Regions from separate parts of the Homo sapiens genome. Here all the other regions are linked to region 2. A link is an interaction called in ENCODE POLR2A ChIA-PET data of the cell type or tissue named here. Cell type or tissue: CD4-positive, alpha-beta T cell. All regions are shown on one strand. Region 1 has its middle 4.6 kb from the start of ARHGAP15. Region 2 overlaps ARHGAP15 (Rho GTPase activating protein 15). Region 3 overlaps ARHGAP15 (Rho GTPase activating protein 15). Region 4 overlaps ARHGAP15 (Rho GTPase activating protein 15).

The links. Peaks named below come from ENCODE experiments on the same cell type or tissue, not always from the same donor. Only the 100,000 strongest peaks of a DNase experiment are listed, where the experiment ranks them.
Region 1: POLR2A ChIA-PET joins it to region 2 with 7 read pairs; 8 of 35 experiments call an interaction of 5 or more read pairs at or near these places.
Region 3: POLR2A ChIA-PET joins it to region 2 with 7 read pairs; 7 of 35 experiments call an interaction of 5 or more read pairs at or near these places.
Region 4: POLR2A ChIA-PET joins it to region 2 with 6 read pairs; 7 of 35 experiments call an interaction of 5 or more read pairs at or near these places.

What each region holds. Positions count from the first base shown.
Region 1 is chr2:143,123,553-143,126,052 of GRCh38, forward strand. No RefSeq gene overlaps it. Among named protein-coding and RNA genes, the nearest start is that of ARHGAP15, 4.6 kb to the right of the region's middle. In CD4-positive, alpha-beta T cell, no CTCF peak of the experiment used is centred here; no DNase peak of the experiment used is centred here; H3K27ac peaks cover 1,720 bases.
Region 2 is chr2:143,261,060-143,263,559 of GRCh38, forward strand. All of the region lies in intron 6 of ARHGAP15 (Rho GTPase activating protein 15), which reads left to right. Among named protein-coding and RNA genes, the nearest start is that of ARHGAP15, 130 kb to the left of the region's middle. In CD4-positive, alpha-beta T cell, no CTCF peak of the experiment used is centred here; DNase peaks (open chromatin) are centred at 1,092, 1,572 and 2,262; H3K4me3 peaks cover 520 bases; H3K27ac peaks cover 2,183 bases.
Region 3 is chr2:143,160,949-143,163,448 of GRCh38, forward strand. The region is part of intron 2 of ARHGAP15 (Rho GTPase activating protein 15); the gene reads left to right. LOC107985949 (a long non-coding RNA gene) reads left to right here. Exons shown (of 2, transcript XR_001739723.2): 1 at 1-2,500. Among named protein-coding and RNA genes, the nearest start is that of ARHGAP15, 33 kb to the left of the region's middle. In CD4-positive, alpha-beta T cell, CTCF peaks have their summits at 1,453 (motif pointing right) and 1,655; a DNase peak (open chromatin) is centred at 1,483; H3K27ac peaks cover 387 bases.
Region 4 is chr2:143,201,579-143,204,078 of GRCh38, forward strand. ARHGAP15 (Rho GTPase activating protein 15) reads left to right here. Exons shown (of 14, transcript NM_018460.4): 3 at 556-624. Among named protein-coding and RNA genes, the nearest start is that of ARHGAP15, 73 kb to the left of the region's middle. In CD4-positive, alpha-beta T cell, no CTCF peak of the experiment used is centred here; no DNase peak of the experiment used is centred here; H3K27ac peaks cover 788 bases.

The DNA of each region.
Region 1 (2,500 bases), 140 kb before region 2:
TGTTATTTTTCTTTCTCCCAATCGTTAAACTGAGCTCTGGCGTTCAGTCCTTGAATATTTTCTTTTTCCTAGATACACACATTCCACAGGCTGTCACATCCAGTCTCGTGTTATTAAATGGTGCTTTTATACTGACGACTTCCAAATTTATGTATTTAACCTGGACTGCTTCCTTGACCTGTACACTGGCCACCTTCACTGAGATGACAAATAAACATCTCAAACTTAACATGTACTTCATGCAACCTAATGTGCCCCAATCCACCAAAGCCAGCTCCTCTAAAAGCATTTCTGTCTCAGTAAAACTTGATTTCTACTCAGTTGCTATTCAAAAGAAAATCCTATTGAGTCCATATTCAAAACACATCTAGAACTTGACCATTTCTCTATTATACCTGCTGCCCCACCTTGGTCAAAGTCCCAATTACCTCTGCCATGGATACTTGCAATAGCTAGCAAACTGGTCTCCCTGGTTCAACTCCTGCCCCTCTTCAGCCAGTTCTTCCTACAACAGACAGCATTACCTGATAAAACTGTGAGTCAGATTATCTTAACGTTTTTCCTCTTCAACCAGATTTTTTAAAAGATTAAGGGGACCCACGTGGTTCAGCCATCAATTACTCCTCTGACATAAGTCCCTGTGCCCCTCGTGTCTCACTCCACTGGAGTCACTCTCATCCCCATGAGGCTTTTCTACCATGCCAGGCACAATCTTCATTGAGGGCTTTTGCACCAACTATTCCTACTGCCTGGAACGCCTGCCCTCCATCTCTAATTTCACAGTGCCAGTTCCCTCACTTTTCTTAGGTCTTTATTTTCCTTAGTGAGACCTCTTTCATACAGCTTAAAATTTTATACTTCATCATCATTTTATGACCCATTTCTCTCCTTTTCTCTTTTTTCCTTATCAGTATTACTATCTAATGTATTCTATATTCTAGTTATTCATATTCTATTCCTAACCAGTATGTAAGATATAGTTGTTTTAGTCTGTTCAGGCTGCTATACCAAAAATACCACAAACTGGCTCTCTTAAAAATGACGAAAATTTATTTCCTACAGTTCTGGAGACTGAGAAATACAAGATCATGATGCCAGCAGACTCTGTGCCTGGTGAGGTCCCACTTCCTTATAGATGGCACTTTCTCACTGTCTCCTCACAGGGAAGGGTGAGCTAGCTCTCTGGGGTCTCTTTTAGAAGGGCATTACTTCCAGTCATGAGAGCTCCACCCTCATGTCCTACTGACCCCACAGAAGGCCCCAGCTCCTAGTACCGTTACCTCAGGGCTTAGGATTTCAGTGTATAAAATTTGGAGGTCGGGGGGAGCAAACCTATACCAACAATACATGTAAATTCTACTATATTGCCTGACATAGAGTAAGTGCTCAATAAGTTAATAGATTGCTCCCCGCAGATGAAAGCTTTTGCCAGCGCTGGGCAGCTGCTTGGGAGCGAAGCATAGCTCTCCCACGGGGAGAGAAAACCATCCCTCTCTCTCATCCTTGTCAGGGGAAACCTAACTCTTTCTCAGGTTAGGTCATGCCTTTCCTCCCTTTTCTAGTCTCCTTTAGTGTCCAACTCACAACATCCGTTCAGAGGGACTAGAAACCCCTGTTTTTCTCCCTAACCATACGCAAACACACAGATGCAATGCAGGTAAATATTACCTGAGCCACAAGAGCCAAGACCAAAATCATTTAACTTCTGGTGATAAAGGAGGAAAAACAATTCTGTGTGATAAATTTATCTGGACCATATATTTACACCAGATTTAGGTTGCTGGAACACAGTGCCTGCATATATTTTATTTTGTTCATTTTTGCCAGATTGCTTATCAGAATGGTTTCAGTTTACATTTCCTCCAGCAATGTATGAGAGTTCCTTTTTCCATACATTCTCAGCCAGATTTTTACCATTTCATTGGGAGCCAACTTAACTTGTATTACTGTAGATCTTGTGCATCTCTTCACACACTGGTTGGATATCAGGACAATCCTATTATTGAATTACTTATTCAACTCATTTTCTTATTCTCCAATTGGGATGCTTATCGTTTTCCTATTGGTCTGTATAAATATTTTGTAAAGCTAGATATTTTCTACTAGTCTCTTATTTTTCTATAATATTTGTCTATGTATTTCTTTAGCAGAAATATATAATGTATAGTGAAATACACATATTTTTGCTCTTTTTCTTTTTAATGTAGGGACACTGTTTAAGAAAGTTCCATTTTGCAAAAATATTTTCCTTCCTGTTACTGTGTCAACAGCGTGGTTTGACCTTTCAACTGTGGTTTTATCCATGTGAGGTCCATCTTTCCCTGTGTCTAATGTAGAAGCCCAAATCTATTATCCTCTATTTAGTAAGTATGTCTCACCAATATTATCTGATGAAACAGATCTGTTCCTTTTTGTTTATCTATGATGCTATCTTTGTCATATGTCAAGTTCCCAAATAAATACGCTGATTTTCTGAGCTGCTCCTTGGCCCAGCATTGAA
Region 2 (2,500 bases):
TAGCTATGGTCAGGATGCCCTAGGTTTTAGTCATAAGTTGCTAATGTTTGTTTCAATAACATTTGCTCTTTGGCAGCTTTTACAGCTACTTAACACTAAATTCCCATTTAGTCAGGAGGATCATTCATATACTGTAATGAATGATGTCACCTTAAATCCTTTACTATGTAATTGCTGGATGTTACATTTTATAGTGGGGCATTTGATGGTGTATTTGTTTATGCTAAATTTTATGACAGTGACAGCTGTATCTTGGAGGAATGACCTTTTTTTTTTTTTTTTTTTTTTTTTTGAGACGGAGTCTCACTCTGTCACCCAGGCTTGAGTGGAGTACAGTGGCACCGTGTTGGTTCACTGCAACCTCCGTCTCCTGAGTTCAAGCAATTCTCCTGCCTCAGTCTCCTGAGTAGCTGGTATTACAGGAACCCACCACCACACCCGGCTAATTTTTTTTTTTTTTAATATTTTTAGTAGAGACGGGGTTTCACCATGTTGGCCAAGCTGGTCTCGAACTCCTGATCTCAGGTGATTACCAGCCTTGGCCTCCCATAGTGCTGGGATTACAGGCCTAAGCCACGGTGCCTGGCCGACCCTTTTCGTTCATAGGAATCTAGTTTCAAATCTTTTTAAGCAAATAGTTTCATCATATTTGCCTTCTGGCTTAGGCTAGGTTCCCCTGAAAGAAAAATTTGAGACTAGGAATTGTGTGCAAGCAGTTTATTTGATTGAAGAAAGCAGAAATTAAGAACTAGCAAGAGTGAAACAGAAGGAAGAAAAGCCAATGCAGAACCCATTATTGAGTTGGTCATAGGGTAGCTAGGACAACTTGCCAGAATTTTCCACCCAAGGATAGACAAGATGAAGCATTTGTTCATTAGCTCCTGAGCCTTTGGTTTCTGGTTGCCTCTGGGTGGGGATAATGTCTTTAGATCTTGAGTTTCAGGCTGTTCATGGGTGGGCGTGTCAAGAAGGCTCTTTCAGGTTTCCTACCCTGTAGAACCAGGAAATATCCACAGCAGATAGTAAAAGATGTGTAACGCGTGCTGAGGCAAGATGCAGTCAGTACAAAGGAGTTGAAGTCCACACAGAACTGTTGCACCAGCTGCAGCTGTAGTGACACCCACACAGCTAAGAGGATGTGAAGCAGGGCACAGGAAGCATCTGATGCAATTTACCGCTTGCAATATTCAAATTTACTTATCTCATGTTAAATCTAATCTGTTGCCATGTCTTCAAAATGATGGCTGGCCTCAATCTCTACAAAAGAGCTAATAAAAATGTTTTTGTTTAAAAAATAAAAATAAAAAAGCTCCACTCCTCCACTGCAACTGTGTATGAGGCCATATTTGATATTTATCATCTACCACCTTCACTCATTCTAGATTTTCCTCATCCTCAGCCAGGAGGAGTTTAGTCGGTTTTGTTTGTCTGAAGGAGTCAATCGGACCTTTGTATATGCGGGGTCTGAACCTTTGATTTTTTTTTTTTTTTTTTTTTTTTACTTTGTCACGCCCTGTTCACTGTAGTTGACAGTTCACTGCTCTCATCAGGCCTAGATGTACCACAAGACATCTCACTGAATCATCTGACTTCCAGATTCATTCTTCCTCCTGCTGCTGTGCATATGCAACCTTACTTTCTCATTATAATTAGGGTCAGCTATCCCCATGAATATAGTAGCTATTTTAGTTGCCCTCTTGTACACATCATGAGTATCCATAGTTACCATGCAGTGGTCACAGCTTTGAGTTCATGATACTTACTAATCCCTGTTAGAAGCAGAACTCTCCCGTATCCCAAGAATAAGAATATCTAATTCAGCAGAGCCAAAGTTGCAAAACCCAGAAGCATACATGCTGCAGATAGGTTACTACGGGGGCTACTCTTACTCCTACCTTTTGGTCCTTAGACCCACATATTCCACCTACTGGAGACACCATGTCATGTAACATCATGTATCAATGGTGTGCCATGCATTGATTCAGTGAATATACTGCAACTTGGAATATTGAACCCCCAAAAAACAGGATCCTGTCTCCAAACTACTACCTAAGCAGACACTTTAAGAGGCCACTTCATTATTAGATCAGGTTGATTTCTTCCAAGTGATGTGACATTTAGTAAGAACGGCAGATCTTAAGATCACGTGCCTGGTGTTTCATTTCCCTCATTTCCTTGATTTCAGGCAAGATCATGAATCACCCCACATTGCTAATTCAGCATTCTTAAAGATCTGGAATGGTAGGGCAGGCAGAGACACCATAATCAGAGAAAGCAAACCCATAGAATGAATCACTGTTCCCCCAAGGATGGAAGGGGTCTGATGTTGTCAGTTTGCTGTCAAACACCTGGTTTGTCCTGAAGGGGTCAGTATCTGCCTCTGCTGCTGGAAGATCATGTAATCAGTGGTAGGTAGCCTTGGGGAGAAAAAGCCATGATGTTGAGTGTGTGCAGCATCTCCATCTCTGCCACATGGCCACTCCACTCATGGGCCTATTGT
Region 3 (2,500 bases), 100 kb before region 2:
TAGCTAAATTTGTTTATAATCTCCTACTGATAGAACATGGTGCTGAATGTACATGAGATACATTTTTTTAAAAGTTAGTCCTCTGATTACTAATTTGAATCCAAAACTCTAACCTTGTTAGCATCTGGACTTATTTCCATAATAACAACCCCTTCAGAACCTACAAAGTAATGAATAATTGACAACAAATGAAATGTTTTGATAGTTGTCGGCACAAAGCATGTTTAATGTTTTGTGTTGCTTCCTAGCTAATTATGTAGATGACACATTTGTCAGACCTTGACTGCCATTAGAAACGTGTTTCCAGAGGGGAGAAAAACAGGCTATTCATAGAGTAATTAGCTAGAATGCTCAATGACCTGTGAGAGATTCAAATCGCTGCCAGTTCAGACATTGTTTTGTTACAGAGCAGAGGGGTAATTAAAATTCCAAATTACAGTCCTATGATGGAGCATTTGTTTGTTGACAGTATACTCTTACTCTAGTTTGTTAATTTTTTTTTAAATTGCTTCTAATCCATTTTATAGCTTTAGGAGTTCCGTCTTTGAATTTGCTGACAACTAATATTATGGTAAATTGTACTTCAGCTGAGTACTGCGTGCCTCACAATTTCAAGGGACCACAAGGTTGGTGGGATAAAATAGCTCCTTCTCAAGACTGACAGATCAGGTGCTGTCAGCGAGAATGCCTCTAACATGGAACATCTTGTCAAATACTGCTTCCAATTCTATATGAGGGGGAAATGAACTAGTGGAAAATACAAAGGTAGAGAGGAAAGCAACAATGAACAACTAGAACGGAGCAAGAAGCTGTTCTCCCAATAAGAAATGATTGATTAAGTGTTCTGTTACCGAGTAGGAGAGAAGAGTGAGAGCTGAGGATGATTTGGGAAATGGTGTTGAGATTGTGGTGCTGAGTTCAAGGCAGAAGATGCGGCCGTCTGTAGGAGGGCTCACCTAGATCACCCAAAGGATGGCATGTTTCACAGTAACACCTTTCATCTCAGGTCAATAACAAACCATGGAATGACAGATATCATTCATGAGATGTTTCAAGGAAATATTGGGATAGTTTACAAATCTAGAGGGCTAAAATAGTCTAAAAAATTCAGTTCCAGTGGAACATGTATTTAGGTTGCTGAAAGTGAGAATATAGTTTTATTAAAAAGATCTGACAGAAGTCACACGGTGTTTGATGCAGGCGAACTGACAGAGGCATCCAGTGAGCGCTGATTATCCCGAAGTCACTGTCAGCTAGGATTGATTTTCACTTTCTCCGTTTATGTAACGGTTCCTGTAATACAGCTGACCCCGAATCACGTTACCTTGTCATTTCTCTGCATGGATCAAGAAGAGATGAGCTGAAAATAGCTAGACACTGACCTTGAACTTACCAGAAAAGTGAGAAGTGACAGTGGGGTTTTTCTGTAGTTCATGTACAGAGACGAAGGCACACTGTTCCTCTGTCGAGTTCACTGCAGCAGCACAAGGGGGCAGAGCAGTACTAGAGATTACAGGTAACACAGCTTCTGCAACAGCATGGAAAGACTCTGAAATACGGAGTTAGAGCCAGAGGTCTCATTTTTACATCTTAGTTTAGACATAAAGGAGAATTACTGATGAATCAAAATCTCAGGTCCCCTGATGTTCATAATCAGTAATCTAAAAGTGTACCTTCTAATTAAAAAAGGTTACCTAATACGCTGTGTGCCAGCAACTATGCTTTTCCACTAAATTTTTGCAGCATCTCTTATTTAATTCTTATAATACTCTTCACTCTTAAAATAACTTTGGAACCATAGTCAATATTATTAAGAGAGGTTTAATTTATGGCAAACTCCCAAGGTGATATGTGTCACTTTACATACAATTGTATCAGCAGATGGGAATATTCTTTACATATTTACCAGATGTTAACACCCAAAAATTAAAACTGGAGAGTGTTTAATGGCAGTGTGCACTCACGAACAGGTAAAAGGCAAGCTAGAAAATGGTGTTTACCATTTAATTTACATTTATTTATGCCTGTATGTCTTCCCATTTTAATATCTGCCTCAATTTTCAAAAATGTATTTTAATAGATCATCATTATAACCTTGATTAACCTAAAACACAGTATGTCAAATATTATCCTTTGCTTGCTAGCACTTAGTTAAGCTAAATCATTGCTGTACTGATGCTGAATGTTTCTGATAAATGGCACTTTAAAATCTTGGCAAGTGAAGCAGAGAACTGAAGCAGGTTGAGAAACAGAACAGCAAACACTGACTCAATTATCCCCCAGGTTGTAAGTGCCTTATGTAATGGCACGGTAGCATCTTTGCTTGTGTGATGGCACAATAACATTTTTGCAGGCCTCCATAATAACTAGACTCTTCCTTGTATACAGTAGATTCTATGTATGTGTACAGGTAGTATATGTATATATACACACACATTTCTTTATTTATATAGATATATAGAATATATACATATCTATATACAGATATATAGAAATATAT
Region 4 (2,500 bases), 59 kb before region 2:
GAGCCTGGGAAGGATAGAGGACTTCTTTATACTCACAAGCTTGGTGGTTGATGCTGGCTGTCTGCTGGAACCTCAGCCTTTCTATCAATCGGAAACCTATAAGGCTTTCCTTGTGCTTACTCTGTGGGTGTGATTTGGGTTTCCTCCAACATATTTTCCAAGAGTGAAGGTTCTCAGAGGACACAGGAGAATGTATGACATTTTTGTGTTCCAATCTTTGAAGTCATAGAGTGGAACTTCTGCTGTACTTTTTTATTGAAGCAGGCATAAGGTCTGCCCAGGTTCACATGAGAGAACACAGACTTCAACATTTGAAGAAAGGGGTGTCAAGGTTACATGGTAAGAAGAGAATTGGGTTTGAGATATGCTTGCAGCCAGCCATCTTTGAGTACGTATTTTATTTAAATTAGTCAATGTCCAAAACATTTACTTCTCATTTTATATCTACTTAATTCACATGCTTGAATAACACTGAATTGGTTATTTTATGTGTATTCTTACTAAACTCTATCAAGAAAAATTATGTAATAATATCCAATGTCAATATATTTGCAGATATCCAGACACAGAAGGAATCATTCACAGCATATCTTGAAAGATGTCATTCCTCCATTGGAACAACTGGTGAGTGTTTAAGTCATTATATTCTTCATCTACTGATACAAAATAAATTGCCACAAAACTCAGCAACTTAGAACAGCTTAAGTTATTATCTCATTTTTCTGTGGGTCAGGAATCAGGGCACCACTTAGTAGAGGGATCTAGCTTGGAGTCTCTCAAAACGTTGCAACAAAAGCATCAGCCAGAATTGGGATCTCATTTGAAGGCTTGACTGGGGAAGGTCTGCTTTCAAGCTCACTTATGTGGTTGTTGGCTGGGTTCAGTTCTTCCAGGAATGTTGGCCAAAGGCTGCCCTTATTTCCTTGCCACAAAGATTTCTCCAAAATAACAGCTTGCTTTTTCAAAGCATCCAAGATGAGAAGGCAAGAGGGAGAGTTTGCTAGCAAGATGGAAGTCAAAAATCTCTTGTAACCTAATTGTAAAAGCAATACGCCATCAGCTTTGCCACATTCTTTTGGTTAAAATTAAGTCATTAAGTCTAGTTCACACAAGGGGAGAGGATTACATAAGGATGTGAATAATAGGAACCAGAGACTACAGAGGGCTTATTGTAAATGTTGATAGTTTTTTTTGTTATTGTTGTTGTTGTCTTCAAAAAAAAATTAATCGACTCAACATCCGTAAGAATGGCACTTTTTTCCATGTTTTTGTGTATTGTTATATCCTAGTGACAAAAAGAGTACCTGAAATATTGTAAATAACATGAATGAATAAAGTATTATATATATCTTAAAAACACGTAAGACCAACCTTTCTGATATGTTCTGATACTTCTTTCTTTTAATGACCTCTTTTTTGATAAATACAATGTGCTTTTCCTCTATGCTCATTCAACTTGTCTTTCCTGCTATATTTCATATTGGTCAATATGCTTCCAGTCTTATTGGCTTACAGGATATTGCACTATGATTACTGCATTCCTGTCTATCTCTAGCTATTTCATCCCTGTTATCTTTGGGATGTCCCATCCTTAGCACCAACAATAATTTCTTTTTTTGCTTCAGTGTTCCTGTTTTCTATTGCTTTTCATGTTCCAGATCCCACATCCCCACTCCAGCTATTTCTCCTTACTCTGCTTTACTTTAGGATAAGAATTTCTCCAAATAATTGTCTACCTTTGCTGTTTCCAATTTCTGCCCTCCCTTTGTCTCTTGAACTAACTCTGTTTAGGCTTTTATCTCAATCATTCACCTCTTATCCAGGTCACTGATTGCCTCCATGTTGTTAAATCCATCAGTAACTTCTCAGTTGTCTCTTCAGTAGGTCTATCTGAGCATTTAACCCAATTGATAGCTCTCTTCTTGAATCAATTGCCTAGTGGGTACAATGCTCACTGTTTGGGTAGTGGGTACACTAGAAGCCCAACAACCACCAGTATGCAGTATATCCATGTAACAAATAAGCACATATATCCCCTGAATCTAAATTTTTTATTAAAAAGAAACATTTTCCTCACATGACTACCAGTAACCACTTTCTCATGGCTCTCCAATTAGCTGGAGAGCCACCTCTTTTCAACCCCCTTTACTGGTCCCTCTTCATTTTGGAGCTCAGTTTTTATTTTTTATTTTTTCTGTCTGTAGGAATTTCCTAGGGCATCTCATTCAGTGTTGTAGCTTTAGACCATGTAACACTAGCCAGTTCTAAATTTCTATTTCCAGCATGGACCACAGCTTTGAACTTCAGTACTATAAATTCTGGCATTTTTACACACAGTTCTAATATACATCCTAAACTTAGCATATCTGAAACTGATCCCGATTTTTGCCCAAACCCGTTCTCCATTTCACAAGTCTTCTCCATTTCACAAGATGGAGAAGCACCTCCAGGTGCTTCAGTCAAAACACTAAAAGTCATCTTCCCTTGTTTCAGTCGTAAC